2 separate regions of the Homo sapiens genome follow, and region 1 is linked to region 2. The links are chromatin loops, found by intact Hi-C in ENCODE. Cell type or tissue: GM12878. All regions are shown on one strand. Links, peaks and the distances in the headings refer to the core of each region. The heading gives the core; the rest is flanking DNA. Region 1 has its middle 71 kb from the start of SAMD9. Region 2 has its middle 130 kb from the start of CDK6.

The links. A loop is a pair of places that touch in the nucleus more often than their neighbours do. Peaks named below come from ENCODE experiments on the same cell type or tissue, not always from the same donor. Only the 100,000 strongest peaks of a DNase experiment are listed, where the experiment ranks them.
Region 1: it touches region 2 in a loop (2.3-fold over the local background); 2 of 110 quality-filtered maps call a loop at or near these places.

The regions. Positions count from the first base shown.
Region 1 is chr7:93,038,818-93,055,750 of GRCh38, forward strand. No RefSeq gene overlaps it. Among named protein-coding and RNA genes, the nearest start is that of SAMD9, 71 kb to the right of the region's middle. RefSeq lists enhancers at 200-715, 917-1,056, 1,748-2,262, 5,044-5,775. In GM12878, for the core only: no CTCF peak of the experiment used is centred there; a DNase peak (open chromatin) is centred at 9,144; H3K27ac peaks cover 807 bases.
Region 2 is chr7:92,960,925-92,977,857 of GRCh38, forward strand. It overlaps the pseudogene RN7SL7P. Among named protein-coding and RNA genes, the nearest start is that of CDK6, 130 kb to the left of the region's middle. In GM12878, for the core only: no CTCF peak of the experiment used is centred there; a DNase peak (open chromatin) is centred at 7,747.

The DNA of each region.
Region 1 (16,933 bases), core at 4,521-12,520, 79 kb after region 2:
AGAGACAGGTATCAGCTTCCTAGGCCATAATGATGATAGTAAATTGGTCAGAGAAGTGAAATCTCAGGTATGAGTCCTCAGATGACAATATTCTGGGTATAATTTTTTCTCCCATACTTAAGAATCAATGAATGAACAATTCATTTCTAAATAAATAAAGAAAATATGGTATTCTCATCCAGTTAGTCATTCAACAGGAAATATTTTGCAATAAGAACTTAAACCATTCTGTTTTGCTGAAAAGATGTTGAGTATCTTTTATTGTTTCAAATTGTTTCAAAATTTATTCCATGTGGTTTATTAGCAAATGAGTTCTGAAGGCAGGTGTGTTTACAAAGGTTACTGGAAGAAAATACAAGATATAGAAGTAAAAAATTAACTGGATTATTTTAACTGGTGTTCATAAATCCAGAAATAAAATTTTTTGGCACTTATGGAGCAAAGAAAATGTCAGTCTTCATGCTGATGGCAGTGGTGGCCTGTCTGGAGCAGCCACTGCCATGATGCCCGCTGCAGTGGGGGAGGTGCAGCTGGGGCTGCAGACCCAGGCATCCCTGTGTCCTTGGGGGCTGGAAGCAGGCAGGATCCCCACCCTCCCAGGTGCTGCTGCAGCTGCCCAAGCCATGGCTGCAGATCTTGGCATCTCTGTGCTTTCAGGGTCCCAGGAAGCCCCTCTTCCCCCACAGGCTCCTGCTCCCTGGCCTCTCCCCACTGCTGGCAGCCGGTCTGATCTTGCAGCAAAGTTGAGGACCAGCCTGGGCGCTATGGCAACCTGGCTGGGTGTGCACAAGCTCAGGGCAGTGCTTACATGCCAGCCCCCTGCTGCCTTGGCCCCCACCAGACCTTGGGCACCAACAAACACAAGAGGGAGGCCAAAGGGGGTGCTGAGGACAGCTCTGCATTGGCCTGCAGGTGCCCCTCGGCATGAACAGTCTGGGCGCCATGAACAGCAGTAGGAGGCAGACAGGCTCCTGGGCCGAAAGGGACGGGTCCCCAGTGGAAGCTCACCTTCAAGCCAGAGAAAGCCTGAAGCCTGGGGGCCTGGCTGCCAGTCCCACAGACCAGGGTAGGAGATTACAGTGCTTTTTCTGGGTCACCCATGGACCAATCAGCACATACTTCCTCTCCTCTGAAGTCCGTAAAACCCCCAGATTCAGCCAGACTCAAAAAAGATGACAGGATGACCAGCTGCAGAGAGGAACTACCCACCCTAGGGTTTCCTCTCTGCTGACAGCTGAACACTCATCAGGACACCCTGGCTGTGGAGAGGAGCTATCCACTGTGGGTCTCCTCTGAGCTGTTTTATCACTCAATAAAGCTCCTGCTTTGCCTTGCTCACCCTCCTTTGTCCATGTACCTCATTCTTCCTGGATGCAAGACAAGAACTCGGGACCCACCAAATGGCAGGGTCAACAGAGCTATAACACAGGGCTGAAATGTGCCCCTTGCTCGCCACATTGTAGGCAACAAGAAGGACAGCAGAGAGAAGGAGAGAAGAAATGCGACCCTTTGGGGAGCTCAGACCTGGGAGCTCCCCAAGCCAGGGCTGTGACACCTCCTTTGGGGCTCAGCAATTCCTGCTGTCTCCAAGTTTTTGGGCACCAGTGCATTCCTTGGTGCCAGCCGTGGAAGCTGCTTGCAGTATGCAGTATGCAAGGCTAGTCCAGCTGCAGCCTTGCAGGGAGCCGACACCTGTGCTGGCTCCTGGAGTTCCCTGCCCCCACTGCCGCCAGCATGCCTGGCTGTGCGCAGTGGCCGGACACCTCACTTACCCACACACCCCTCACCGCTCTGCTCACCCTTGGCAGGCATGGGATCCAGGCCAGTAGCACGAGTTGAGTGCAGCCTGCCAGGCTGAGTGGGCCCAGCAGGCCCAAGCAAAACTTAGGCAAAGGCACCACCGGCCACAGAGATTTCCGGCTGGCGAAGCAATACCCTAAGAATCCTGTGACAATGCCAACACAATTCTGGTTTGTTAAAAATTTCAAATGTGTCACATTTTGATAAGGCCAAACAGAGCAGAACCATGAATATGCTAAAACCTATTAAAGAGTTATTTGAAATCAGGAATCAATATTTACACTATGGATATGCTGCAGGCTCCTGCATGATAGGTATGGCAGTTAGTTGAATTTTAAAGACGTCGTCTATTTTGGGTATAGATACCTTCAAAAGCAGGAAAATATGGAAAATTTAAATTTGCTATGCTTAAATTCTTATTAACATTTCTAACTTTTTTTTTTACTATCCCTTATTCTTACTTCTATCAATTATTTGCAAAATGACTTAAAAATATTTTTGAAAATATTTTAAAAAATTTAAAGGGTTTATTGGCCCCAGATGGTAAATGGTGATTTTTTTTCCTGGTATAATGAAGGTAAATGAGCTCTACTTGATGTATTTCAGTACATGTATCAATGTACATCAATAAGTGAATGGATAAAGGAATGACTCTAGACCCAATCAGTAAGAATATGAGGTGACTTTCAAAAAGAATATACAATAAAAGAAAGCAAGATAGAAAGGAGATCAAAGTGAAGGAAAAATACTTCTTTATTTTCAATTTCAGTGCTTGAGAAATAGAGCCAAATATAGCTACTGGTTGTAGCAACTACTGCAGTCTCCTTAGCTACAGAGAAGCCATGATGGCTCCTGTGCTGCTCATCAAGATTTCAAAGTTACAAAGTGAACCCAACTCCATGCCCAGTTCAGTTACAAAGTTGGAGACGGAGTTGTGCACACCTACAGGTATGTTATCTGAAAGAAGACATTGTGAGAACATAGAGCCTCATGACTTTGAAAAAAATATATTATACATCAAAATGCAATTTTTAATGAGTCTGCTTTCTGTTCCTATAAGCCAACTCCAACTCACTGCTTTGCAACTTGAGCCTTTATTCTTTATGCAACACTTATACTTCATTTCGTGCTGCCTTTCCCTTCTCAGTTGACAGTTCCAGTTTCCACAGAGGCAAAAAACAAAAACAAAAACAAAAACAAAAAACAACAACAAAAACAGCTGCATTTAAATATATATTTAAAATTTATGATATATATGCAAGGATGTTTATGGCAGCATTATTGATATTACTGAAGAATTTGGGATAACTTTAATGACCATAAATATGGGAAGGACTAAATAAAACATACACTGATATTCTGGAATATTATGGAGCCACTACAAATAATATAATACTGGTATTAAAGGCTATTCATGATTACATTTCTGAGTAAAAAGGAAGTTATAGAACAATATGTTTAACAAGATCCCATTAAAAAGAAGCGATCCTCTCTCTATAGGTACATTAAATGTATATTGCATGTATACAAGCATATGCAATACACACATATATTTTATACACATATATATTATACAGTATATGTGTTTGTGTGTTTAAAAAGACTGGAAAGATACTTGTTGGATTTGTAAGTGATTATTCCAGGGGAGTGGGAATGGAGGTAATTTTTACTTTTAATTTTAAACATTTTGGTATTGTTTTCTTTAACAAGAAGGTGATACATTAATAATTCAAAACTTTTTTTAAAGATAGAGCATATCTGCTATTGAGAGTGTACTTTGTAAGTGATGTCCATTTTTTTTCTCTTTCTCTCTCTTTTTTTTTTTTTGTAGAGATGGGGTCTTGCTATACTGCCCAGGCTGGTCTAAAATTCCTGCCCTCAAGCAATCCTCCTGTCTTGGCCTCCTAAAGTGGTAAGATTACAGGCATGATCCACTACACCTGGCTGGATGTCCATTTTTATGTATCTTCTCTAAAAATGCATTATGTGTACAACTGGGTCTTCAGTATCTGACTTTTCATCCCAGGCTCAAATGTTTCCTAGACTCTTAAACATGCCATTGTCACTTCTGAAGCATAGAAAAGGCACAGAGAGATAAAATGATTTAAAAAAAATCATCATCCAAGTTCTTGATAGTGGTAAGTCAACAAACTAAATCATAATTAATATTTTGCTTAGCCACCGATGAAGTGATATCAAATCTTATTAAATATGATTAATTAAAGCATTGTTGTAAATAAACACAAATCACTGACCACCTCAAAGCCTTTGCAGCCACTTTTGAGAAGTGCAGCTCTAAGACTAACTTGGATTTTTCCACTCCCAGTCTCATCCTCAGACAGCCCAATTACTGGGAAACACAAGGCTGAATTTGAAATTATTTTATGGGGGCGATTTTTCTGTCCCCTTACCCCCAGTTTCAACTCAATTAAGGATGCTTTCTTGTTTGGCGATTGCCCGATTGTGGGATATCTTCATATAAATTCCCCCAAAATGGAATCATGGATAGATATGTTGTAACAAACTGCACATTCCCTGATGTTTGCTTTTTTCGAAAATGCGTTAGTTCTACCTTCTTTTTAAAAATTCATTAATTCATTTATTTCTGCAAAGAGGGAGCGCCTTTAAGTCAACACACACACACACACACACACACACACACACACACACACACACACACACACACGAATACCCAGGTACTCAGGCCCATGCAGTCAGTCATTTACTAAATCAATCTAGGCTGGAGAGACTGTCATCCTTCAGCCCTACAAAGGGGCTCAGTGTGTGCATCTTGCGCGGAATTAGTGCAGGCAAACAGTTCCTGGAAGGGTGAACAGCTAGCTCATGTGTAAAATGATCGCACATCGGTTCCCCAGCTGCCGCAGCCCAGCGCCGGAGCCGGAGAGGCCAGGGAAGAGCCTTCCCCCGAGGCCAGCCAGGCAGAGACGCGGGAACATAAAACACATTCCAGCGGTTGGCATCTGGGCGCGCAGCTGCCAGGCGCAGCCACTGTGTGGCCGCGGGGGCTGCGGAGCGGGCGGGGGCAGAGCAGGTCCGGCGCCAGGCCTGCAGAAAGCGGCCTGCGGGCCAGTTTGGCTCTGCAGGCTGTGGCCTCATTACTGAGAGCAACAGTTTTATCTAGAAAGTGTGCTGTGGGGGATTTTGGAATCCTCCTCTGGGGCGAGGGCTTGGGGAGTAGCTTTGGCACTCCCAAGGCTCTGGGGTCGGGGAGCATTCCATGTACCGTGGTGTTCATGACTCAGGCAAAAGGGAAACCCCAGAATTACCACAAAGCTATCCCAATCCTGGCTTGGCATCACCAATCAGCTAAAAGCAATGTTTTCATTTAGCATTTAGGAGTGCACGTTTGTGTCTGTGTATGCGTATGCATATTTTTAAGAATGAATTCTCCCGATTTTCATCTTTGCAAATAGATTGGGGGTTGGGGGTAGACGGCCGGTAATGCCTATTAGAACTTCAAGGGATTGGTTTTCACATGAGAGAGCTTCAGAGATGAGAAATCGCTGAAATTATCTGGTAGCAGCTTCTGAGGGACATTTACCGTGGATTCACTTTTACATTTCAGTTCATTTGAAAGCCAGTATGGTTAAATTAACCAAAATCTAAATTAAAAAAAAAATTCCACGATTCTTCCAGGCCTACTTCACATCATCAAACCAGGCCCTGCTGGAGGCCCCATTAAAATGGCAGCTCCCACTGAGAGAGAGACAAAAGCCCCCTCTCTGAATGGGGATGCTGAAACAGTGATGGACTCTCAGAACTGCTTTTTTTTTTTTTTAATCCATTAAAAAAAAGTTACCTCTGCATTGACTGTGAGAGAGTATTTATTTCGCTCTCCACACTGTGGGAAACAGAGGCGTTCTCCCTTATAAGGACACCCAGACCTTCTTGGGAGAGGAGAGAAATATGAATCCATAACATGGCTGAACAAATTCCTCCTCGCAACTGAATTCATGGAATGTTTCAGACGTGAACAGCTTAATTTTGGTGTGGTCTGGGACAAATTAATATGACTCAAATCCCACCTCACAGAGGAAGCATCTCCTGATGAAGTGGGTGGGGTGAGTACACTCACTTCCTTCAAAATTCTGTCTAACAATCATCTCTATTAAATTTCAATATGTCTCACCCTCTCCCCCAGCAAGAAAAAAAAAACAAATAGGGAAATCAAGAACAAACTAAAAATATATCTAAAAAGCCTAACTGCAAAGTGTTCAGCAAATGATTATGTGAAATTTTAGGCTGTATGAATGATAATGAGTTTGTATACAACAGAATAAAAGCTTCTAGAGGGTAGTCCAGAAACTGTATTTTGGGAGTGAATACATTAAACAAGATCACTCTTCTAGGTTCTCATGAAATCCCAGTTATCGTTATTCCAACCCGGAAGGCTTAGGGATGAACAAGGACATATCATTCTTTTCTTCCAGAGGATGAACTGGACTTTTCACCTTAGCATTTAATCGGACACCACTCTTTTCCCATAGAGGTGCTCAGTCTCTAGCAGGGAAGGCCATTTATACATGAAAATGAACTGTAATGTTATCCTCTCCAGGACTAAATTTATTTACTTTTGTAAAATGGGAATAATTTCTTCACGCTTTCAAAGTGGAAAAATGATTGCTAGCACATATGGGAGTAGATTCTTGAGTGAAAGTTACTATAAATATTAAATATACAGTGGGATTTAGGAACCCACTTGCATGTGGCTCACACACATTACCTTATATTTACAGAAGGCAGTGGTGAGAAAGATTACTTTTCAATGATCAAAAATAGAAATCACGTTTATTTGGCTTTGAACTGCATCATATGCTTGTTCTTTCTACATATTTAGCATGTAATTATGTTTGGGTTTGGTTTGTGTTAAAAATTAGATTACATTTCCTGAACCACTGATAATCAGCAGAAGTTCTTCAAGAAGCAAGATGGGTTGTTAGGCACTTTGAGGTGGAATGCCAGCCAAGATGCCATTTTTGAGATGCCCCTGGGCTCTATAAGCACAGGAGACCATTAGAGACCATGAAATGCTGACAAACCCAGTGTGATAATACCACTCTGTGTGACAATCTCTGTAGTGGTAGAGGCTGTATATGTACTCTAGAACAGTGCTCCCATTCTAGAGTGGGGTTCTCAGAACACATGTCCCTTTCCAGATGCATCTGCTATACATAGTTTTTCTATAAGAACACTATTTTGATCAAGAATCAATAGGAGAGACATTTAATTTAATATCACTGTTAAGAGCCTTTGAAAAATGCTTATTAATAAAAGATACAAATTTATGCATCCCCTTTTCATTACAAGAATCATACACCATCAGAGGTAAAAGGAACATCCTTCAGAACTGGTTTTCAAATGCTTTTTTTGACTTGAAATAGACTCCTTTTAAAAATGGAATAAAAAGAAATAAAAGTCCACATGGCATTCCAATATGTAAAATAATACCAGTATGTCTTACTGAACAGGGGAAATACATAGGGTTTCAGAAGTTCATTTTGAAAATCACTGTGTTAACATGTTTCCTAAACTTCCTGAAAAAGAAACTATATGAATCATCTCAGGATGCAAAGGAATAGTAACAAACACAGAAATCCTAAAATATCGGGGAAATGGTATCATTGTACTAAGATGGCACCTACTCGTATACAGATGAAGAAATGGGAGCCTGATTGTTTGCAACAAATGGCCAAAGGTTGCACAGCTCCTTTAGGACAAATTCAGGATGCAAATTCAATGTTTTTCTCCCCAGCTTGCGGGTCACTATCTGATGCCGCCTCTGGAGTCTGGAATGCCTTTGAAATCAGGCTGTATGACACTCTAATCAATTTTAATGATCTAAAGCTTTTATAAATTGGTGAAAAATTTTATAGCACAAAACTACTTTCTACATTGTTCTGTGCTGCCACAAAAATCAATCACGATTCTCAGGGATATTTTTATGTTCATATATTGATGATAATCATTCCTTATATTTATGTAGCTAGATATGCATGGCTTAAACACCACCACATGCATTCTGGGACTGGACATAGGACATGACATCCTTGACCAGTAAATCCCTTGAATGAGTGCATTTTCCCCCTCTGTGCATGTCTCCTTCTCGTCCATTGTCTGTCTCCTTTTCATGCCTGTCAGGCGATGGCCATGACTGTGCACTTATAAAGGTCAGTGACCCAGCAGAGAGGGCAGGCCCTGCAGAAGGCGTGTTGATGAAGCATTACAATGCACACTGAATTTGTTAGCTCTCTGGCTTACTCCCAGGGGCAGGCTACAATTGTTTCCTGTGTGGCATGGCACCCACCCGGAACTCTTATGGTATGGGCCATTCCAACCAGGAATCTCTAAACCACATCCTACAAAATAAACATCCCATATTTCCCAGCTCACTAGATTCTTATACCTGGCTCTCCTTCCCTTAATTTGTACACTATACCCAGTGAAATGAATTAAAACAGAGTTATCTCTTATTTACATAAACAGCCATAGGGAGGTTTTCAAGGGATTATTTGCAAAACTGGGAGGCCACATAGATAATAATAAACTCACATCTTTCAGGTTGAAAACTTTTAGAAGGCTGAGGTCTTAAGCCTCTTTATATTACAAATACTAAATTAAACAAAAACAGACATGGCATTTCCTTTGAGATTGTCTCAAGGAAGGCAAGCATTTATTTCTCTCTTTGGAGCATCTACCTTTTAATAAAGCAATGATTATCTAGAAATGGAAACCTGTGATTCAAAAATAAAAGATTCACCTAAAATTTCAAATTTGCTGTAATTTATGCTACCTGTGCAAAACTTTTTACTGAAGTGAAATAGAATGAAAAAGTTGCCTGCATATGTTCTGGTTCTGGTTGTGTTGCAGTAGTTTGTATCAGACTGCCCTTCCTACAGATAACAATTGTGAACTCTGGACAAAATATTAAAAGAAAACAATTGAAACATACTGGGGAGACAACAAAGCAGCCCAAAACCAGAGAGAATTTGATCCTTGAAATAAGGAACCACATTAGATAAAATCAATGTATTTATTGATTTTTCCAAAGGTGCTCTATACTCCACTTGGTGCAGGACAGCTAGAATTGAAGCAGAAAGCTACAGTCTTATTGACCTGAGGAGTCAAAGGATAGTGTTTGGAGCTTTCACAACATCTGGAAATTGAGGGGTAAAAATCCCAGAGAGAAAGATCACAGTGGGGCTAGGTAGGCCCCAAATCTGCTCATAATCTCCTCTCTAATCTTTGGTGACCCTGAACTGTACGTGTGAAGGGGAAACTCCAAGTTGACCAGTGAAAAACTGTAGCTGAGAGACTGAAAGAACAGAACAGAAATTTTTAAGCTCTTGTTCACTGCACCAAGACAGAGTTTAGAGTTTGAGTCCTGCCAAGTTTGAGGGGCTTGGTAGTTTTTCAAGATTTCCACTTAAACTCTAGAAAACTCATGCTTTAGTTATAAAGACTAGTTATCAGATTCCAGAGATTTGCTTTAGGACTAATAACACAATGGAAACACACCCCATCAAAGCATAAAATTAAGCCTCTAAAAGTTCATTGGTGAGCTGCCAGTAATTTAAATGCCATGGACCACAAAATTCGGTACTGTTGAGAGGAAAAAACAGAAACTAGACTTTATAACGTATTCTTTATGATGTCCAGTATACACTAAAGAAGTACTAGACATACATATGAAGAAATGGGGAAACGTGACCAAACAGTAAATGACCCAAGATGACTCAGATGTTACAAAGACTTAAAATTAGCTATTATATATTTGTTTAAGGAATTAAAGAATAAGATAGTCATAATAAGTGGACAGATGGAATATTTCAGCAGAAAAATGCAAACTAAAAAAGAATGAAATATAAATTTTCAAGCTAAAAAGTACAATGTCTGAAATAACATTTACTGGATGAATTTAAGAGCAAAGGATTAGTTAATTAGAAGACATCCATAGAAACTATCCAGTCTGAAGAATAGAGAGAAGAAAAATTATGTGAAACAGTGTGTGAAGAGAACTTTAAGGTCCTGTGGGAAAGTATCAAATAATCCAATATATATGAAATTGGCTTCCCAGAAAAAGAAGACAGGGAAAAGGAAAACATTTAAAAAATAATAGATGACTAATGGAAAAATATCAAATTATAAATCCACAAAGCTCAGAAAACCCCAAGCAAGGCAAGTACAACAAAACAAAACAAAACAAAACAAAACAAAACAAAACAAAACAAACATCTAGGCACAGTTTAGCCAAAGTTGTCAGAGGAAAAAGATATCACATACAGGGATCAATGATATAATTAATCACCTACTTTTCAACAGAAACGATGAGACAGATACAATGTAACAACATCTTCAAAGTGCTGAAAGATAAAATGTGTCCATCTGGACTTCTACATCCAACTAAAATATCCTTCAAAAATGAAGATAAAGGCTGACCTGCTAAAGGTATATTAAAAGAACATTTTCAGACCAAAGGAAATAATACTAAGTACCAACTCAGATCAACAGAAGAAATAAAGAACACCAAAAATGTTTTTTCAAAAGTAGGTAAATATACAATATTTTTTCTTCCTTTTTAAAAAACATAGCTCATTGTTTAAAGCAACATTTAAAACACTGCATTGTGGCATTATAATGTATGTTGATATATAGCATGTGACTGGGAATTAATGGAATGTTATTGTTTCTGGGCTTTTACATTTTACATAAGGGGGTCAAACATTCACTCTAGGTAGGCTGTGGTAAGTCAATAATGCGTGTTATAATACCTAATTACTTTAAAAATACAAAAATGTATAGTTAAATCCATGGGAAAACTAAAATGAATACTACAAAAATGTGAGTAAGCAAAAATAATGTAGGAAAGGAGAAACAAAGGAAAATGATGGGGTAAATAGACAATAAATAACAAAATGGTAAACCTAAATCCAACTATATCAATACTTACACTAAACATAAATGGATTAAACACTAACTAAAGACAAATATTGCCAAATAATATAAAAAAGCAAGATTCCACCATAAACAGTCTATCAGATATGCACCTTAAATATAAAGATACAGATAGGTTGGAAATAAAAGTAAAAATATATACCATGCAAACTGTGAGCAAGAGAAACGGGATATGACTGTGTTCACCCTAGAGAAATGCAGGCTTCAAACGAAGGAATATTAGTAGAAGTTAAAGGCATTTCATAATGATAAAAGATCAATTCATCAGAAAGACATAATAATTATAAATGTATATGCAGTTAATAATAAAACTTCAACATATAAGGAGCAAAAACTGACAGAACTAAAGAGGGGACCAAACAAATCCACAATTATAAAGACCTAACATCACCCTCCCAGTAATTGAAAGAATAACTAGGTGAAAAATTAGGCCGGCAGCAGTGGCTCACGCCTGTAATCCCAACACCTTGGGAGGTCGAGACCATCCTGGCTAATACGGTGAAACCCCGTCTCTACTAAAAAAAAAAAAAGAAAAAATTAGCCAGGTGTGGTGGCGGGCGCCTGTAGTCCCAGTCCCAGCTAGGGAGGCTGAGGCAGGAGAATGGCATGAACCCAAGAGGCGGAGCTTGCAGTGAGCCGAGATTGCGCCACTGCACTGCAGCCTGGGCGACACAGGAGACTTCATCTCAAAAACAAAAAAATGGGAGATTTTGATACTAAGAACCATCTTGACCTAACTGACATTCACAGAATGCTGTAACCAGTAACTTCAGAAGATATATTCTTTTTAAGTACATAAAGAGCATTCATCAAGATAGACCATATGCTGGGCCATAAAACAAGACTCAAATTTCAAAGGACTGGCATTTTACAAATATGTTTTCTTACCACAGAGGAGTTAAATGAGAAATTAATTACAATAAGATCTCTTGAAGACTGCTAAATGAACTGTAGGTTAAAGAAGAAATCACAAGAAAAATGAGAAACTTTCAAAATGAATGATAATGAACATATATCAAAATTTGTGGAATGCAGGTAAATCAGTTATTAGAAGAAATACACTTTGAAATGTTTATATTTTAGTTAGGCTGGGAGCTTGGCTCACTCCTGTAATCCCAGCACTTTGGGAGGCCGAGGTGGGCAGATCATTTGAGGTCAGGAGTTTGAGACCAGCCTGGCCAACATAGCAAAACCCTGTCTCTACTAAAAATACAAAACTTTTTATTTTTGGGTGTGGTGGCACATGCCTATAATCCCAGCTGCTCAGGAGGCTGAGGCAGAAGAATTGCTTGAGCTGGGGGAGTGGAGGTTTCAGTGAGCCCAGATCGCACCACTGCACTCCAGCCTGGGAGACAGAGCCAGACCACTGCACTCCAGCTGGTATTTAGTTCAAGAAAGATGTAAAATCAATGATGTAAATTTTCACTTCAAGCCACTACAAAAAGAACAAATTAAACTCAGTTAAACCATATATATGTAAATAATAGAAATAATAAATGTAAAAGTAGAAATCAATGCAATAGAAAAGAATAAAGAAAATTAACAAAAGACACAAGTTGTTTCTTTTTTTGGTGATATTATCTTATATATCTTTTTTATTTATTTTATTTTTTTATTATACTTTAAGTTTTAGGGTACATGTGCACAACGTGCAGGTTAGTTACGTATGTATACATGTGCCATGTTGGTGTGCTGCACCCATTAACTCGTCATTTAACATTAGGTATATCTCCTAATGCTATCCCTCCCCGCTCCCCTCACCCCACAACAGGTACCGGTGCGTAATGTTCCCCTTCCTGTGTCCGTGTGTTCTCATTGTTCAATTCCCACCTATGAGTGAGAACATGCGGTGTTTGGTTTTTTGTCCTTGCGAAAGTTTGCTGACAAGTTGTTTCTTTGGAAAGAGTAATAAAATTTATAAACTCCCAGCAAAGCTGATTCAAGAAAAAAAATAGAAGCAGAAATTACTAATATCAGGAATAAAATAAAACTGTAGCGCCTATAGACCAGCAGTCTCCAACCTTTTTGGCACCAGGGACCAGTTTTGTGGAAGACAATTTTTCCATGAAATGATTGGGGAGTGGGTGGTTTCGGGATGAAACTCTTCCACCTCAGATCATCAGGTATTCAATTCTGATAAGGGGCATACGCCTAGATCCCTTGCATGCACAGTTCACAATAGGGTTAGTGCTCCTATGAGAATTTAATACCACCGCTGATCTGACAGGGGGCGGAGCTCAGGCAGTAATGCTTGCTCGCTCACTGCACACCTTCTGCTGTGTGGCCCAGGTTCTAAGAGGCCACGCACCAGTACCTGTCTGTGGCCTGGGGATTGGGGACCCCTGCTATAGACATTAAAATAATAAAATAAGGGTGACTTATGTCTTTATGACAGTACTGGAAAAATTGGGTAAACATAGAGTAAAAATGATCCTCAGCTTCTACCTCACATAATATACAGAAATTAATCAGACGGATTATTACAGATCTGAACCTAAAACCTAAAAGTTGAAAGTTACTAAAAGAAAACATAGGACAATATTGGACCCATTAATTAAAAACAGTAAGCCATAGACTGTGAGAAAATATTTATAATACCCATATCCTACAAAGGATTTATATAGAGAATACATAAATAACTCTTACAAGTCAATAATTGGAAAAACAAATAAGAAGTGTAATAGATAGACAAAATGCTTGGACAGATACTTCTCAAAAGATATGTACAAGAATAAATGCTCAAATATCATTAATCATCAGGGACATAAAAATTAAAACTATAATAATATATCATTTTATATCAAATGTTGGTGAGACTGTGGAACCCCTAGAAATTTTGTACAGTGCTGATAAATATATAAAATGGTACTGTTTGGTAATTTCTTATGAAGTTAAACATAGAACACTTATCACTCAGCATTTCTACTCCTATAAACTTAGCCAAAGGAACAGAAAATGTGTCCACAAAAATATGTGCAGGAGGGTATTCATGGAAACTGGGATTTATTGAAGAGAGTATATGGGAATTTTCTGAGGTGATAGAAATATCCTCTGTTACATTTACCAAAACTCATTGACTTGTATGTATACTTAAGATTTGTGACTTTCACTGTATGTTAATTTTAGCACCCCCCTCCCCACAAAGCCAAGAAACAAACCTCATGAATGCCACTATTTCCCCTTGAGAAAAAGCAACAATGTCGCAAAACATTGATAAAAGGGAGTGAAAAGTATTCTTAAATGAAGATCCTGAAGCCTTTGTATACTTTCTAGTCATTACTCCCATTTGTCTGTTTTGTGAAAATAATAATAGTTTCTATTTATGTAAAATGTTTAAAAGAAAGCTAAACTAATAACTGGTAGAAGCATAACTTCCTAGACACTTAGGAAGACAATTTAACAATGCCTGTGAAAACTCAAATTGCTCTTACCTTTGACCCAGCAACCCCCCTTGCTGACACCTGTTCCACAGAAATATTCACATTAAATGTATAAAGATACGTGGACAAAAATTCCACCGTAGTATATCTTGGAACAGGAGCAAACTAGAGACTGCTAAATGTCTACTGACAGGGGAAGAGTTAACAAACTATGGCACCTCTATGCTAACAAATACTGTGCAGCTGGTAAAAGAAAATATAAATATTAGATGTCTATAAGACAGTCTTGTTTGAAAGAAGCAGGCTGCAGAACAAAATGCACACGATATTATCTGTTTTGAAATAACTTCCTCCATTCTCTCTTCTTTTTCTCTGCTTTTCTCCTTCCTTTTTCTTTGTGAATGCATAGAAAATGACCCGAAGGATACACATTAAACTTTTATCAGTGGTTACCACCTGGAGAGAGGGTGTGGAGAGGTGGTGAGAACTTTCATTTTTTTTTTTTTTTTGCTTTCTATATGCCTATATTGTTTGATTTGTCTTCTCAATGGATGTGTGGTTGTTTTGTAATTTAAAAAAGAAAAGAATGGCTTGCACCTGTAGTCCCAGCTACTCCTTCGAAGGCTGAGATTGGAGGATCGCCTGAGTCAAGGAGGTGGAGGCTGCAGATGGGATCTCACCACTGTACTCTAGCCTAGGTGACAGAGTGAGACCCTGTCTTTAAAAAAGAAAGAAAGAGAGAAAGAAAATAAAAGAAGAAGAAAAAGACAAAAGGAAATGAAGGAAAAGGAAAGTGAAGGAAGGAAGAAAAAGGAAGGAAGAAGAAAAAACAGAAGGGAGGAAGGAAAGAGAGGGGAGGGGAGAGAAAGGAAAGGAAGAGCTGGGAGGGGAAGGAGAGGAAGGAAACAGGAAGGGAGACTGCAGGTCTCTGAAATGCAGAAGCAAAGACAATCTAATCGTCAATGTTCTGAATTGCTCAGGGCTTGGCAGAATGATCCTTCTAGTCTATGGACCATAGATTTGATCTCTGCACCTTGAGAAGGTAGTGAATATTTCTTATTTTTAAAGACAGAGTAGTCGATTCCACAACTTCCCTTGGTAACATTTTTATGTATACTGATCTTTACCTTCAGGTTATTACTTCCTTATATCTGAGTACTTCTGTCCCCAGGCTAGAAACGGAATCAGTGATCATCACATATCATCACACACAATGTTAACTTTCAGTTAATCTCGTTAATGTTAAAGGAGGAACAATGACTTGGAGGACAAAACTCCCTCCCCCCACCCCATAAATAAATAAATTATATATATATATTTATCCTATCACTTTAAAGCCAGAAGAACTTGAAGAACAGTGGTGTACTGTACCTGTACAGCCTTGGAGTCAGGCAAGAATGAAAGCCAGCTCTGTCTCCTAACAGCTGTTTGCTTTGGGCAAACTAATTAACTTTCTTGAGCCTCAGTTTCCTTATTTGGAAAATAGTTAGAATCATAATAGTAACGATGATAATAACAACTCCTAACTTGCAGGCCTTTTGTGAGGATTACAAATAATTAATTGGCCAGGACTTTGAGTATTATAAAGAATTAATTGGCCAGGTTCACCCCTGTTATCCCAGCACTTTGGGAGGATGGGGTGGAAGGATCCCTTGAACCCAGGAGTTCGAGATCAGCCTGGGCAACATAATGTGACCCTGTCTGTACAAAACAAACAAACAAACCTGGGTGTGGCGGCGCATGCTTGTGTTCCCAGCTACTCCAGAAGCTGAGGCAGGAGGATGGCTTGAGTCCAGGAGGTTGAGGCTGCAGTGAGCCATGATCGTGCAGTGGCACTCCAGCCTGGGTGACAGAGTGAGATCCTGCCTAAGAAAAAAAAAAAAAAAAAAAAAAAATGAAAGCACCCTGCTCATAGTAGGTGTTTAATCATGATTATATTTAATGGAACCCCCTAAAGTAACCTAAAATGCTACTGGAGATAAGAACCCATCTCTCTTTACTTCAAGGTCATAACTCCATAACCGTTTGTTTCAAGGTTGGCTCTCTTTACAACAGGCTTTTGTGAGGTAGTCTCTTAATGATAACATTTGGGCTATTAGTAATTTACTGACAGTTGCTCATAGACACCTGCCTTGTTGAGATCCATGTTATAGTTCATAAGAGCCTAATATGCACGTATTCTGGGATGTGAAGGGTTATTCTTTAGATGAGGATTGTGGACCGCAGATGTCCTTCAACCTCACTGGAAAGGTCCACACTACAGGAAATGGGATTACACTTCATCAGGAGGGATTTAGGTTAGATGGGAAGAAGAACTTTCTGACTGATGATTTCCTTCCTTGAAATCTTTAAAAATAGACTAGTTCCCCATTTGTCAATTTTCAAGATGCTGGGGGTTAGAATAGATGGTTTTTCAAGATCTCTTTTAATTCCATGTATTGCTTACGTCACAGGGCTGTATTTCTAAGAGCCACAAACTTTATTGCAAATGTGTATAGAGACAATTTAGAGACCCTATTTTTTTCCCAAAGCAATAGGAAATGCTTTCTGTCTTGCCTGCCTCTTGAAGGGCCTATAGAATAACACAAAATTGCTTTAGCAAGTTAAAGAATAATTAATGGAAAATATGCAGAAAGAGATTTTAAAAATTATTGTGTAATAAAAATTTATATTTGTATTGCACATTAAAAATGTTACTATAGGTATTATTATTTACTCATTATTAGATGTTTGAGTCAAACCTAAAACGGCATCTAATTGAGTCTGAAATCTAATTCGTT
Region 2 (16,933 bases), core at 3,122-11,121:
CTTGCTGCTATAAAGATACACGCACACGTATGTTTATTGTGGCACTATTCACAATAGCAAAGACTTGGAACCAGCCCAAATGTCCATCAATGATAGACTGGATTAAGAAAATGTGGCACATATACACCATGGAATACTATGCTGCCATAAAAAGATGAGTTCATGTCCTTTGTAGGGACATGGATGAAGCTGGAAACCATCATTCTCAGCAAACTATCGCAAGGACAGAAAACCAAACACTGCATGTTCTCACTCATAGGTGGGAATTGAACAATGAGAACACTTGGACACAGGATGGGGAACATCACACACTGGAGCCTGTTGTGGGGTGGGGGAAGCAGGGAGGGATAGCATTAGGAGATATACCTAATGTAAATGATGAGTTAATGAGTGCAGCACACCAACATGGCACATGCATACATAGGTAACAAATCTGCACATTGTGCACATGTACCCTAGAACTTAAAGTATAATTAAAAAAAAAGAAAGACCCTCCCCCTTATCGTGTTCATGTCTCCCTACCCAAACATGTGGTGGTAGCTTCAGCTGACTCACTATGCACCTCTATGCAGAATATGCAACAGCATTTTGCAGACTCACCTTCAAGGCAACAATGGGGGTATTTTAGATCCAGTTAGTGAGCCAGTGGGAGACTTTATCAGGAAGCTGTATTTGGTCTGTAGGCTTTCACATTGCTAAAGGCACTGCCCTAGTTGTTGGTCAGTAATAGTTTTCTCCAGCCTTCTTTTACAGGTATGGGGAGAGGGGCTGATCATATACAGGACTGAGAATGGAGCTGGAGGTGGGGAGAGAGGCCAACCTTATGCTTAGTTTTAAGTATTAAAATGGTCATATGTCTATCAATTCCTGCTCTGCTCAGAGTTTTATGCTGCTTTTATTGTTTTTGGTCTACAAAAATGTTTCTTTTGATTTTGTATCCAGTTTTTTAAAAAGTTGTCTATTATCTTTCCTTTTTGTGTGGTCAAAGCAGAGGGAGTAAAAGTGTGAACTCCCTGTGTCATATGGACTAGAAGTCTTGCTTTACTTAAAGAAGGATAGCAGGGGCTCGGTTAATTTGGGAGCAGGAGCTAAATGGAGTTAACAGTTTTGCAGGTAAGGAAGTGGAGTGGAAATTTTGTTTGGACTTCCCAGCGTTCTTTCTCATATTAGGCAACCCCAGCTTTCCTCTGGGAACTTCCCCTCCCTTCTGACATCAGTCAGCATGATTTGGGGTTTGGCTCATCCTACCCCCATAGTATCAGTATGTGATCCAAGGCCTGGCCACTGTAATTGGTTCAGGGATAAGCAAATAGTTCAAGTTGTCCAATGAGATCTCTTCCTGTTGTTTTTCTGTCAGGAAAGACATACACTTTTCTTTTTTATGTCTAGCTCAAGCATAGTCCCCTGTAAAATGGGGTCAATAGTGCTGTCTATCTCACAGAGAATCAGAGGCTAGGAGAGCCTGGCACATGTTGGCTATTGTCATCGTTATTATGGTTCCATGTGAAATTTAGAGGAGGGAGCAATTGCCTTCAACTGGTCTGGTCTAGGAGGGATTCATACAGGAGATGAGATTTTAAGTAGATCTGGAAGGATACATAGGAGGTTGATGGAGAGGAACAGAGAAAAAGCACTATCAAGAGGTAGAAGAGGACAACATGGTGGTGGATAGGAGGGATGGTGAGGAGGGTTGGTTGAAAGCTGAGGGTGGGTGTGGCAGTGGAGACCATATTGGGAAGCTTGTTGGGGCCTGAACCAAGGAATTGGGACTTTATTTGGCAAGTATTGGGAAACCAGGGAAGGTTTCAAATTATAAAATATGATTGAAGTGGAATGGCTTATAATGAAATGACTCTTCTATAGGCAGAGGGTGGAGAAGTGAGAAATAACTCCACATGTTCCTTCACTGTAACCTCTTGATTACTTAAGCCCCAAACACAAAGCCAAACCACACATAGGAGAAAGTCTAGGAGAATGATGGAAGAAACAAAATAGGAAAACACCATTTTCCTCCTTCCTTGCTGGATTCATAGCCCATGTTTCAGTTTTCTGTATATTAGCCAAGTCAGCTTTCCTTTATTTCTGGGTCATGTAAGCTTAGTGTGTGTGTCATGGGGGTGGGGGGGTTGTTGTATGCACAGTTTTTTTTTTTTTTGCCAGTGTATACATTTGTATGAAATTACTTTTTTTATACAAATTTGTGACATACAAAATTATTTTAATGAGTTGGTTATCGTCGGTTGTCCACATTCCTTTTACTATTTTTTCCTTAAATAAATAGGTCACTGTAGGGACTCCAGCAAGATGTGGGCAAACCAAACCTAGCTTCCTTTGTAATATTTGAAGACATGTCATCAAATAGGTAGACTGGAGCCGTGATTACTCCCTTTCAAGAAGACGTGTGTTCTATACTTTGCCACAGCCGTCACTACTCCTAGTTTTTCCCCAACTCTGAGCCCCTGTGTCAGTAGCATTTATCATCACACCGGTCTCTTGTTTTACTTATGCTTAGTTCCATACATTAATTTTCATACCTACTTGGCCACGATGGGCATTCATGTATAAAATCAATTTTTATTTTTCACTTCTGAAGTTAAACTTTTATGGGTATTTCTCGTAAGTTTTCTGAGACAAGCTAAAAAGCAGCATTAATTATCCCAAATACTGAACAGCTGAGTTCAGGCCAATTCTCAGTTGTAACTCATGTATGCCACCTTTCTTGGCCTGACTAGTTTTGTGCATTCATTGAGAAAGGGAGTCTGCCAGGCGTTGTTTTCTATCTGACGGTAGGCCAACAGATGCTGTGAAATCATGCCAACACGTGCCAAGCTGTCACCTCTGCATCCTTATTTATCAGGGAGTCCATTGTACAAGTCTCCTGTCTGCTATTACGTCATGTTTACTTGTTCAGATAGATAAAGGTCCATACCCAGATGAACAAATGCTTAGGAAGGTGCTATTTTTACCCAATTCCCTAAACCACATATGAGTGACAAATATTTCCATAGGATTAATGAATAGGTGTTTCAGTCTCCTCCACCCTTATTAAATACTAGCTTTTTCTTTCATGCTTGGAACACTGTTGAATTTGTGGATGAGAAACATTTTCCATATGTAATGAATCCAAGGACTTTTTAACCTATTAGATTTTGTTGCATATATTGGTCACTCTTTTAAATAATAGTTTCAATCTAACCAAAAATCAAATAACCTGAGAATCTGATATGCCTTCATTTTGAATATTTTCATATTTTACAAGTAATGTACACAGAGCTTATTTTTTTTGATAAGATCGAGAATTGACCAAGGGAATCATGTAGCTTTAGCCATCTGTAGTTTTATCATTTGCCAAAAAATTTCCTGAGCTTCGTGGAAACCACATAGAAACCAAATGACTTGGTTTTATTTCCATTTCTCTAGGCAATAAACCAATTTTTCAGTCTCCATGGACACCCAGTGGAGCAACAGTAGTTAGATCTGTAAAAACTGCTATCTGACTTAGAGTCTGATGGTGGCCTGCCCACCCGCACTTGATGACAACTTAGGCTTGACCCTCTAAGAGACCACAGGTGTGAGAGATTGCACGTGGGCATCTGGAACAGTGCCAAGCTACTGTTCCAGGTTCTTAATTTGTGGAGGTTTGCAAATAATTATGGATCTTGTCTTGAAAGCTGGGCAGTTAGAAAGTCCAAAATAAGGCAGTGGAAATAGTGAAAAAAAAAAAAAATCTGGTTGAAATAGATTTACTTTCCACTTGGTTAAGCAAGAGCCCTCACATACTGATGGGTATGTTAACTCAGTTAAGAAAGAATACATATTTGGACATCCTTGTGGAAAGCCCAAAATAATACTTGAAATGAGAGAAGTCATAGGCTTATGTGTCAGTACATATGAAGGATAGCTTTGACTCTAAGCAGTAACTGGAAAGCCTACCCTTTCAGTCTCAGCAGCAATATAAGAAAAGATTGAACTGAATTGCTCTGTGTTATATATTAGTTCTCTAGGGCCTGTTTCCTCTAGCCTAGAATAGTGATTACTTGAAAAGATTAATCTGGTTTAGAGGTTTTGAATATGTGGTCCTTTGCTCTTGCTTGCATTGTGTAAAACTCCCTATTTCCCAGTTACTCTAAAATTAACAAAAACTAGGTCTCACAGATCATTAAACAGCATTGGAAATGTCGCAAAAGAAAGGCATATGAAAATGATACCTTAATTGGCATTATGGGACACAACACAACTCTGCAATAAATATGCTAGGCCATTCCAGGTATGTAGTTTCTTTTTTCTGGGTTTTTGCCTCCTTATCTGTAAATGGTGTGGGGTGGTTGCTAATATTCCTTCTAGTACTAATATTCTACTCGTTAATGAAAAGTCAGTTTTCATTTCACATACAACAAATAACATGGTCTTGAGAAATCTAGCTTTCTACAGGACGAAAACATTCAAGTTCATGATCTTGGGGAATTGGATGAAAGAATCAATCTTGTGCTTTTTGAACAAGCTATAGTCATTCCTGTTTCTCCTTAGACCATGTAACATTTCCATGAATACCATAGAAAATGAATTCCTGGGGAATAAGAATAGGTGCATTTTCTCAGAGACTTTTATTTTTGGTTTGTTTCTAGATATTTGAGACCAAAAATAAGAATAGAATCTAAAAATGTAAATTTTTTTTTAAAAGGAGGAGATAGTAATAGATGGTAGTTAACTATCAGAAATCAGCCATAGTTTTGTGAATGTATAATGAACTGATTTTGAGGTGATATATTTAAAAATTGCCTTGGGAACAGGAGAAAGGAGAAATGTTGCAGAAGAAATCTTTAGCTTTACAAACCCAGAGATTGTCATATATATATAAAATTGTTCCTTGACAGCACCTTCCCTCTGTTCAATGTTTTCCATCTCATTCAAGTCACATGGGCACATAAGGAGGGAAAGGCATTCCAGGTAGAAGTGACACCATGAACCAGAGAGAGGAGGTGTGAGACTGCATGGCATGTGGAGGCAGTGCAAGGAGCATAAAATGTAGAAAGAGGCTGGATTACTCAGAGTTCAGGTGCAGATAATAGAAACCACTTGAGCAATTTTGAGCAGTTTTAATATAGGCATATGGTGCTTATAAACCTGTGGGAAGGGGTGGAACAGCAGGCTTCCGGTGGGCCCTCCAGAAATGATTCTTAAATTGACACTTCAGGACCTATCTGCTTCTTGGCCTCAGGAACACACACCTTAGCCATGATCTGTGTATAAAATAAGCAAGCCAACTCAGAACCAAGCTGCACCTGTTAGATTCTTTTTAGCAAAATGGAGTCATAGTGCCTGGCCCTTCTCTCCCTTTAATTCAATAGCAAAATCAAATCTTGGAAGAGTGTATCTGATTGGAGCAATCTAAATCACTTCCAGAACTCTAACTGCAAGGAATTTGGGGAAATAAATTCTTTAGTTTTTTTAATCTGCTATTGTTCAGGAACGAACACTAAGAAGAGAGATGGATGCTGAGCCCACCGATCTATCTCATCTGCTGTGGTATCTATTGCAGAAGTCTAGGAAACTGATGTGGAAGGCCTGAAGTAGGGTAGTCAGGAGGGTGCCATAGTGATGATGGTACAATTCAGTCAGTCTTTGTAAGGCAAAACCATAAGACCATTAGGAAATAGGAGTGAGATAAAGGATGATTTCCAATGTTCTGATTTAACCTAGACTTGATAAAAATTATGTTGGAGGAAGAGCAGATTTTGAGGGCAGGAGTGAAGAATTGAAAATGGGAAATGTTGAAGAGTTTAGTTTTATAGAATTTGAAGTGATAGAGGGGATACTAGGTTGACATGTCTAATGAACACTTTGGGTTTTGGTTTGAAGCTCCAGAGAAAGTCCTGAGTAAAAATATAGATTAAGGCTGGGGATGGTGGCTCATGTTTGTAATCCCAGCACCTTGGAAGGCTGAGGTGGGAGGACTGCTTGAACCCAGGAGTTTGAGACTAGCTTGGGCAACATAGATCCTGTCTCTATTTTTTTAAAATTAAATAAAAAAATAAATATAAGTTAAGAAGTTATATGTGACACTTAAAAGCCATGCATGTGGCTGGGCGTGGTGGCTCTTGTTTGTAATCCCAGCACTTTGGCAGGCCAAGGCAGGTGAATCCCCTGACGCCAGGAGTTTGAGACCAGCCTGGGCAACATGGCAAAATCTGTCTCTACAAAAAAAAAAAAAAAAAAAAAAGAAATTAACCGGGTACGGTGGCTCATGCCTATAGTCCCAGCTACTCAGGAGGCTGAGGTGAGGGGGTAACTTGAGCCCAGGAGGTTGAGGCTGCAGTGAGCTGAGATCAAGCCACTGTGCCCTAACCTGGGCAACAGAGTGAGACCTTGTCTCAAAAAAAGAAAAAGCCACACATGTGGATGAAATTTCCTGGAGAAAGCAAGTAGAAGGACAAATGAAGATTCATGGCAGAACAACTCTGGAGATGACTAATGTAAAGAGGTGTGAGGCACAATAGGACCATACAAATGAGACTGAGTGGCTACAGTGGTAGAAGGAGAACCAGAGAAGAAATGTGGAACAGAAATCAAATAAAGGGACAGTTACTTAAGTTCAAAACAGCTGTGATGTCAAATAAGATCAGGGCTGAGGAGTGTCCAGTAGTTTTGACCATTAGGAGATTCTTAGCAAAACAGGTCAAGGTGTTTAGTGGGACTACACTGTGTTGATTTAGGTATGAATGAAAAGTGAGGAAGAAAGGAGTAATCTCTGCTTTCTGGAAATGTGGCTCTGAAGGGAAGGGAAGCTTTGGAGAAAGAACACAAAATGGAGGGAGAGTTTAATCATAAGCTCCAAAAGTCTTAAACAGGCTTGGATGCTGAAAAAAAGGAATCAATGGCCAGGTAAAGATTGACGATACAGGAAAGAGTCAGGTACTACATACCAGCTGCCTACAGATTTGGAAGAGGAGTCCAGAGTCTGTACTACTCCTCCTTAGATAGGGGAGGAATATGTATTTCTCTCACACATGGCAGTGAGGGAAACCATGAATGAAGAAGCAGATATGTTTGTGAAAGGTGGGAAAAAACAGAATAGAAATCACACCTGATAGATTATTTTCTGGATGATATAAAATGCAGATAATTTGCTGAGAGAAGGGAGAGTGGGCATGGGGTTAAATAGAATGGAGTAAGAGGTTTGCAGAAAAAATGGATTGGGGGAAATGAACGAGAAATGATTAGAGACCCACGTCAGAATTGCTAATCAGGACTGACCATGAAGAAGTGGGGAGATTTCTGAGGAAAGGCATAAAGTAATATCATAATTGTCATGATCATGAGGTCTTTGGTTCTTTAAAAAGTGGTGGTGGGTCCTTACAATGATGGTGTTCCTCTTTAAATATATTTGTTTTAGAGTTGTCCAACTGTTGATTAGGTAAGCCTTTTAAATCACTGCCATTGTCGTCGTCATCATCATGATCATGATCTGTTAATCTATTAATAAGATCAATCTTTTATTTCTATTGCAACTTTCAGTGCCTTGGATAAAAATGAGACAAAATGGCAGAAGTGTATCATTAAAGAAAGAATGCCTAAGAATTTACATTTTGAAGGACTCTTCTGTGACTGAAGGCTGTCCCTTTAAGTTAAACCTGATTGAGAATTTGAGAAATCTTCCCAACAGACTAAGGACATGAAAAGATGCTCAACATTATTAGTCATTGGGGATATGCAAAATGAAACCACAATAAGACATGACCAAGTATTTATTAGAAAGTCTAAAATGAGTAAGACTGAAACATATCAGGTATTGGCAAGGATGTGGGGCACCTGGAACCTTCATACACTGCTGATGGGGAAGAAAATGTTTCAACCATCTTGGAAAACAGTTTGACAATTTCTCGGAAATACACACACACACACACACATGCACACACATGCATGCTGTATAACCCAGTCATTTTATCTTCAGATGCCATAAACATTTGTGTGTAAGTCTTTACCCAAGAGAAAAAGAAATATGAGTATACAAAGACACGATGTTCATAGCACTTTTATTTATAATAATAAAAAATTGAAACAACATACATCAACAGATGAATGGATAAACAAATTGTGGTATATCCATACAATGGAATACTAATTAACAATAAAAAGGAATAAAGTATTGATTGCACAGCAGCATGATGAATCTCAAAATAATTATGGTGAGTGAAACAAGCCAGACAAAAGAGAATATGTAGTGTATTATTCCATTTGTTAAATTGTCTACAAAATTCAAACTAATCCACAGCAACAGAAAACAGATCAGACGCCTAGAGATGGGGGTCAGGGCAGGGCAGGGCTGAGAGGGGGATTACCAATAAGCACAAGGAAACTCCTGGGGGTGATGCGTGTGTTCATTATCTTGATTGTGATGATGGTTTCACAGCTACATTCATAGGTCAAAACCTACGAAACTGCACACTTTTAATAGGTGCAGTTTATTATACTTTAATAAAACTATCACAAAAAAGAAATAACTTGTATGTTCAAGAACTGGAACATGATTTTATTATGTTATACAACAGCACACTTTTTGAACTTTGTATATCTTTTAAAAATCATGTTTTGGAGCCTATGTTGTATCATTGGAAAATGCTCATAATATTTAGAGACAGGCTTGGTTCTGATTTATAATAGCTCATTAATATTTGTTGAAAGTTAAATCAATGATGTAGTGTTAAATGAAAACAAGATATAAAAAATACATATATAATATAATATGATCCCAAATGTGGTAACTCTCTCTTCTCTCCCACTGCTGAAAGGAAATACCCCAAAATGTTAACGTTGGTTGTGTCTGTTAGGTGGAATAACATATGATTTTTATTTTCCTTCTCATGGTTTTGGGGCTTTTCTAAAATTGAGCTTCTGTTACTTTCACAAGCAGACAAAAACCCAATAAATGCCCTTCTAAAAGATTCTTGCCCACACGAAGGAATTCATTTGGTGCAAATATTTTTAGAAAACATTAGTCTAATTGAGGTACATAGCATCTTTTTGATAGCAACATGTTAGCAAATACTTTTCAGGGATTTTACGTGGAATGGTGAATGTGCTGAAAAGAAAGACTTACACCAGCTTCAGCCTGCCAGCTTGTGATATGCTGCCTAGAAATGCCTACTTATAAATATGTTTTATATAGCCTCAGGAGTTCCCTTACCTTTATTGCTCCACCTCTAGCAGTCCTTTAATAAAACAAGGTCAAAGACAAGGACAATAAATTCCCAGGGCCTTTCCTAGCACAGTTCTGCAGGAAATGATCATCAAAGATGTCCTGATCAGAAAAAGAGAGTTGCTGAATGTAAGTTTTTCTGTGAAATGCAGATGATTTCTTGCTCCTTTGTCTAATCAGTGGTGACCTTTTTTCTTTTTGCAAAAAAAGAAAGCAAGTGCAGGGTGAGACATGTGGGGTTAGAGCAAAGGAGAAAACCCTCCCCTGAGAAGGTGAGAGTCAAAGGTGATGAAGAGTCAGGAGGGTTCTCCCGCATAAATACATGCTGAAAGATGTACCTTCCTTACTGTCCCCAAGAGTATGAGGGGCATTTGTCCTGTGAGGCTTTCATTTTGATATTCTGCTTGTGTGAAAAAGACAATGACTGGGTGCTGTTTGAGTAAGGTGGGATTTGGCAGGAGGGTGGGGGCTGGGCCATGAAGCAGAGAGATTGGTGAGACTGAGGTAGTCCTATGTCCTGCTTGGTCAGGACGCTGGGATTGTATCTTACAGCCTGATCCGTTCTTATCCAGTGACATGAACATTAAAAATAAATAGGAATGGAAACTTCCATGTTTGAAAATCATCCAGCGGCTTATAACATTTTAGCTTTTCATTTCTTTTTTTATTATTTAAAAAGTTATAAGCAAATCCTTGAAAATGTGTTTGTTCGTGTCCCTAGGACCCATTGTAATCCCTCTGCTATGTAAACAATCTTATCCTTGAATGTATCAGTTTGCAAATCAGATCTTCAGGTACTTTTCTTAAATATTCTGCATTCCTCTCACCTAGATTTCCCTAGAGGGTTTTTTTTTTTTTTGTTGTTGTTGTTGTTGTTGTTTTGAGATGAGGTCTGGCCATGTTGCCCAGGCTGAAGTGCAGTGGCTATTCACAGGCACGGTCCCACTACTGATTAGCATGGGAGTTTTGACCTGTTCCGTTTCAGACCTGGGCCTGTTCACCCTTCCTTAGGCAACCTGGTGGTCCCCACTCCCGGGAGGTCACCATATTGATGCTGAACTTAATGCAGACATCTGATGGTCATAGCTCACTACAGCTCAGAACTCCTGGGCTCAAGCGATCCTCATGCCTAAGCCCACCGAGTAGCTGGGACTACAGGCATGTGCCACCATGCCCCACTAGATTTCCCTTGAGTTTTGAGAGGGACGTCTGGTCACTCCATCATAGTTCTTCAGCCTTCTGGATTTTACCCTCAGCCTCCTTGCACCTCCTCAACTGGTCAGGCCATAGAGACTACCATCGTTGGGTGGAAACCATGAAAATCCAGTTCCTCTTGCTTGCCTAGGGCCAGGGATGGTGAGTGGAACAGGGAGTCAGGAGAATTCTCCATCTGGGAACAAAGTTTTAGGCATTACAGGTGAGAATTACATATGCTTCCCTCAACCCTACTTAGAAACATTGTTATACATGGAGACTAAGTGCTAGAATGCTATGATGGTGGAATTTAACGCATTTGTGGTTAAACAAGTTTTAGTAGGATCACTTGGGCATTCAAGGTCTTTGAAAGTTATCATATATGTATGTATATATGTTACATATGTATGTTACATATCTACTATATATCTATACAATTTTTTGTTAAACTAATCATTTAACCCAAACCTTTGAGCAGAACAACACATTCCCTGACCATGTTTGACAATAGGATTGGCCACATTTAATTGTGGAAGAATGAAAGGATATGGAAGAATTATATGTTCATGATCTATTTTCTTTTACATAGAAATACTTTTCTATTTTCTTTCAACATAGTAGAAAATCTGGTCACTGGTCTGAGTCCTCTCATTTCACAAATTGTCCCTAACATTTAGCTGAACTATAGCTAATTCATATTTCACTCTGATTATTGCAGAATCATTTACTTTTGTATAGGCAGTTGTATTTGGCCATTCTTGCACTGCTATAAAGAAATACCTGAGACTGGGTAATTTATAATAAAAGAGGTTTAATTGGCTCATGGTTCTGCAGGCTGTGCAGGAAGCATAGCATCTGCTTCTGGGGAGGCCTCAGGAAGCTTCCAATCATGGCAGAAGGCAAAGGAGTAGCAGGCACATCAAATAGCAAAAGCAGGAGCAAGGAGAGACTAGGGGTGTGGGTGGAGGTTGGGGGTGGCGGAGGGAGGAACCACACCCTTTTAAATGACCAGATCTCACAAGAACTCACTATTGCAAAGACAGAATCAAGCTCTGAGGGATCCACCCCCGTGATCAAAACACCTCCCACCAGGCTGCACCTCCAGCACTGGGGCTTATAATTCAACATACGATTTTACTGGGGACAAACATACAAACTATATTAGCAGTAGTTATTTCATAAATAATTTAAGTCTTTTCGGTATTTAAAAAAAGTTTTTGTGCCACAAGTGGATTCCATGTATTTGTGAATAAATAGTGAAATTCTAAATATGCTGTTGGTTAAAACATGTTTTTCAGACACTCTTGAGAATCTGAAGAATGACCCTGGTGTACATCAGCATTCAAAAATGAAATATCCATATTTATTTTTGGTAGGGAAGGAATTTTCTTTCTTTCTTTTTTTTTTTTTTGAGTCAGAGTCTCACTTTGTCACCAGGCTGGAGTGTAGTGGTGTGATCTCAGTTCACTGCAACCTCTACCTCCCAGGTTCAAGTGATTCTCCTGCCTCAGTCTCCCGAGTATCTGGGACTACAGGTGCACACCACCACGCCCAGCTAATTTTTATATTTTTAGTTGAGATCGGGTTTCACCATGTTGGCCAGGATTGTCTCGATCTCTTGACCTTGTGATCCGCCTGCCTCCTCAGCCTCCCAAAGTGCTGGGATTACAGGCATGAGCCACCGTGCCGGGCCAGAAGGGAAGAAATTTTCTAAAGAAATATACTTCTGAGTGCAGTCTTCAACAAAAGCATTTAGGGACTCTGAAATAAGATCTAGGCAATCCAGGTCTTGGGAATGATATCTGGGATACATTAAAAATGTCACTTTCAATATTTAAGCCCTAAAATATGTTTATTATTCTTGGAATATATAATATTCCAACAACAGTTTATTAAGGTACTCTAGTCAATAGGTTATTGTTCTTTTTTAAACATAGTTGTATCCTAGGTAAGAATTTTTGAGTATGGAGGATTATAGACATGTGACATTTATACACACAGAAAAAAAGTCATTTTGAAACAGAAAACTGCTTCATTCCATAAGCATGCCATTAATACATGATTCAAGATGTCACAGTTTGGATGAGATAATCAAATTCCTCAGATAAATCTGTTGAAAGCAGCTGCTTCATTCAGGAGTGATTTAGAGATACATAAATTGAGGACAGTAGATTGAAAAGGAAAAAAGATAAGTGTAAGTTTATTACTGAAAGTGAAAAATGATTAAAAATTGCCACTATGACTGTTAGGCCAATTAAAACATTTTATGCTCATTCATCTTTCAAGAAGCCACCTACAAATGAAAGTATGGCACTAGCTCTACTGTTAACAAATAGAGCTTGTTTGATGTTAAAAGATGTAAATGCCATCATTTTGAGACTATGCATTTGCAATCTTTGGTGATCATCATAGAAAGAATGAACTAGCATTCTCTGAAAAATCCCAGTCCAAGAAAGTTTGTTCTTGATAATAATAAAATTTCGTGTTTATAAGATGCCTTTCATTCAACTCTTAAGACTTCACGTATAAATGTGTTTAAATATGCAGTCATATATCACTGTCTTCATATATCATAGCCCAAATATTTCAGTTCTTTAGACATAAAGCAATTCTTTATTTCATATGAGAAAATACAATCTCTACTCCTGCCACACAAATTCTCTATGAATAACACCTTCTTGTTAATGCTTCTATATTGCTTGTGCTGAAGGATTGTCAATGCAATCTTTTCTTAAAGCAATGTTTTAAAAAATTCTTTAAAAACAAAACACCTGTGTTTCCTGGCAGAACAACAATGTATCAGCCAAAATACTTTTATTTAATGACTAACTGTGGTTAGCTAGCGCCCCATAATTCATTTCATAATTGGAAAAAAATGTAACATTTGCTGACATCATCTGAGTGCTGATCTGGACCCATTGAACAGGGAGTTTTCCAACAAAAACGATTAATTTTCCACTTCACAACTCAGGAAGAATTTAGGATTAGGGCATTCATGGAGTCTAGAAATGGTTTTCATATTCAGAATTTTAGCTCAAAATTTGGACAGGAAGAAAGACTGAACATAGTTTAATTTCCAAGACAAAAGTTCATCTGTAAAATCCTACTTCTTTTTATGCATATTAATACCAGTCTGAGATCAAACATACTAAGCTCTGAAGATAAAAGTATTAGGAATAAAAAATTAAATGAAAAATCTAATGAGTGAGGAAAGATAGTTACCATTAAGTTTTATTCTGAAAGAGTTTCTTAAATATGTACTCACCTGATTTTTGCCTACCCAGATCTCAAGTTTATCTGAGTTTTCCATGCAAAATGTACATGGAATACATAAATCATTATTTAAAAGTAATGTACTATTAATCATAGTGGCATTATTTGATATTAATGTGGTAATGAGTCCAAAATTGTATATACTCCATTGCAAACATGGCCAAAGAGTATCTAGCTTATCTTTCTTAAGAAACTTTATATCACAGAAGAGACAGAGAGGAAATTTATTTTTGGAGTTGTCATTTTCGATGTTTTTGTCTCTTCTCACTTATTTTCTTTTTACTGAGCTATAATCTATATCTCTTCTCATTTAAGCATTGTCTTGTGTAAATTTTTAATTCTCTATTTCTTTTCTTGACTGGACTTCGCTCCAGAGTCATGATCCAGGTTAAACCTAACTGTCTGCTTATCCTATTCCCATGTCTGAGCAGTTAAAATGGCTGGAAAAAATACCTACACACACACAAACACAAACACACACACAGACACACACACACACACACACACACACACACCCATCCCCCCAGTGTTGCTTGGTCTCTCTTTAAGTTCTACAGACATAAATCTCAGGTGGACACTCAACATCTCCAGAATCTTACTAAACTTTCATAATATTTTCATCAGCTTACACGTCCTGATGACCATGTCATGCCTTCTGTGTGAACCTCCTACATTACCCAACCTCTCTGCCATGCTCATGCTCACTATAAGCTTGTGTTACATGCATCAGGAAAGCAGGAGCATTTAGACAGGAACTCCTTCATATTTCTCTGTGAAAGCCACCACCCTGCCCACGTAATTATTCCTCTTTTTTGACTTCCTTCTCATTTCTGTGGTTGATGTGCTTGGCCAAGGTCAAAAGACAACCTGGTCAAAGGCCTCTATAGATTATAAATCCTTTCCAGGGACTTTGTTTCTATAGTTATCCCCTCTGTCTCATGTCCACATGTCTTTTGAATTTCTATCCCATTTTTCTCTTTCCCTTCATAATAACTGTCTTCAAAGAGTTATCTAGAGTTGCTTGCTGTTATGGACTGAATTATATTCCTCCAAAATTTATAGGTTGAAGCTCTAACCTCCAATGTGGCTGTATTTGGAGATAGGACATTTATGGAGACAATTAAGGTAAAATGATGGATTTTACCTTATAAGGATGGGGCCCTAAACTGACAGGACCAGTGTCCTTCTGAGAAGCAGAAGAAACACCCGATGATCTCTCTATCCACACACACACACACACAGAACAGGTTGTGCGAGGATGCAATGAGAAGGCAGCCATCTGCAATTTAGGAAGAGAGGCCTCACCAGAAACCAACTTACAGCCTCCAGAACTGTGATAACTTCATTGACTTTGCCCTGGTCAAAATTAACAATGTCCCTATTCTTAGCACTAACGGCCATTCCATTATTTCTCTCTTACTTGCTCTCTCAGCAGCATTTAACAAAGTTGATCACCACTTCCTGCTGATAGTTACTTTTCTTGGAAACCATGGTACCACAGTCTTTTGGTTTCCTTCTATTTCATTGGCTGCTGCTGCTTATTCTTCATCGTGGGCACTTCTCCTCCTCTGCCTGAATGCTAAAGGTAGGAGCAACCCAGGTCCTGGTCTCCTTTCTTTTCTCTGTCTACACAGTTTTTCCAGTGAGCTTCATTCAGTCCCGTGACTTTAAATAGTATTTGTATCCTTAAAGTTTCCAAATCATATGTTTGCTCTGATCTCTCTTCTGAGCTCTAAATTTTATATTTAGATCTCCTTGACAGCTCCACATGAATATTAAGTAGCTATCTCAATTGTATTGTGCTCAAAATAGAACTTTTATTTGTCACCCTTGACTCCAATCCTGCTTGGTCTTTTCCTCAGTATATGGGAACACCATCCACCCATTGCTGAAGCCAAAATTCTAGGAGTCAACCTTGATTCCTCTGCTTTCTTCATTTACTCTCACCTCTAAACCCTTGGTAAGTCTTGCTGACTCTTCCTCTAGAAGTGTTTTGAAACTTACCTTTTCCAGTTCCTATCATTGCCCTTTTAGTTCAAGCTGCCATAGTCTCTACCCCGGACTATTTTCACAACCTTCTAACTATACCAGGGTTCCCTCCTATTCCCCACCCCACTCCCTAGTCCAAATGGAATTCCAATGGAATGGATATGTGGTAGCCAGGGTGCTTTTTAAAAAATATCAAATCATGACCCTCTAATTCCTTTAATAACTTCTCTAATGACTTCTCATCAGAATCAGAATAAAATCCAGAGTCATGACCTTAAAAACTCTAGGGCTTGAAGCCTTTAAAATATATTCTATGAGAAAAGTCCTGCAAAATTATTTCACTATTAAATATGATATGGATTTTTCATAGACCCTTTTATTAGGTTGAGGAAATTTTCTACTATTCCTAGTTTGTAGAATTTTATAGTGAAAGTGTGCTGAATTTTGACAAATACTTTTTCTGTATCAGTTGTAATGATCATGTGGTTTTGTCCTTTATTCCACTATTATGGTGTATTATTTTCATTGATTTTCATATGTTGAACCATCCTTGCATTCCTTGGATAAATTGCACTTAGTGATGATATGATTCTTTTTATATGTTGTTAGATTTGGTTTGCTGGTATTTCGCTGAGGATTTTTGTTCTCTTGTAATGTCTTTGTCTGGTTTTGGTAGCAGAATAATACTGGCCTCATAGAATGACCTGAGAAGTCTTCCCTCTGTTTTATTTTTGGAAGATTTCATGCAATTTTGGTGTTAATTCTTCAAGTTTGGGGGCCGGGCGCGGTGGCTCACGCCTGTAATCCCAGCACTTTGGGAGGCCGAGGCGGGTGGATCATGAGGTCAGGAGATTGAGACCATCCTGGCTAACACGGTGAAACCCTGTCTCTACAAAAAATACAAAAAATTAGCCAGGCTTGGTGGTGGGCACCTGTAGTCCCAGCTACTCACCAGGCTGAGGCGGGAAAATGGCGTGAACCTGGGAGGTGGAGCTTGCAGCGAGCCGAGATCGTGCCACTGCACTCTAGCCTGGACCATAGAGCAAGACTCCATCTCAAAAGAAAAAAAAAAAATTCTTCAAGTTTGGTAAAATTCACCAGTGAAAGCAATTGGACTGGACTTTTCTTTATAAGACATTTTTTGCTTACTAGTTCAATCTCTTACTTGTTATAGACCTATTCAAATTTTCTATTTCTTCTTGAGTCAGTTTTGGTAGTTTGTGTCCTTCCAGGCATTTGTTCATCTTAACCAGGTTATCTAATTTGTTGACATACAATAAT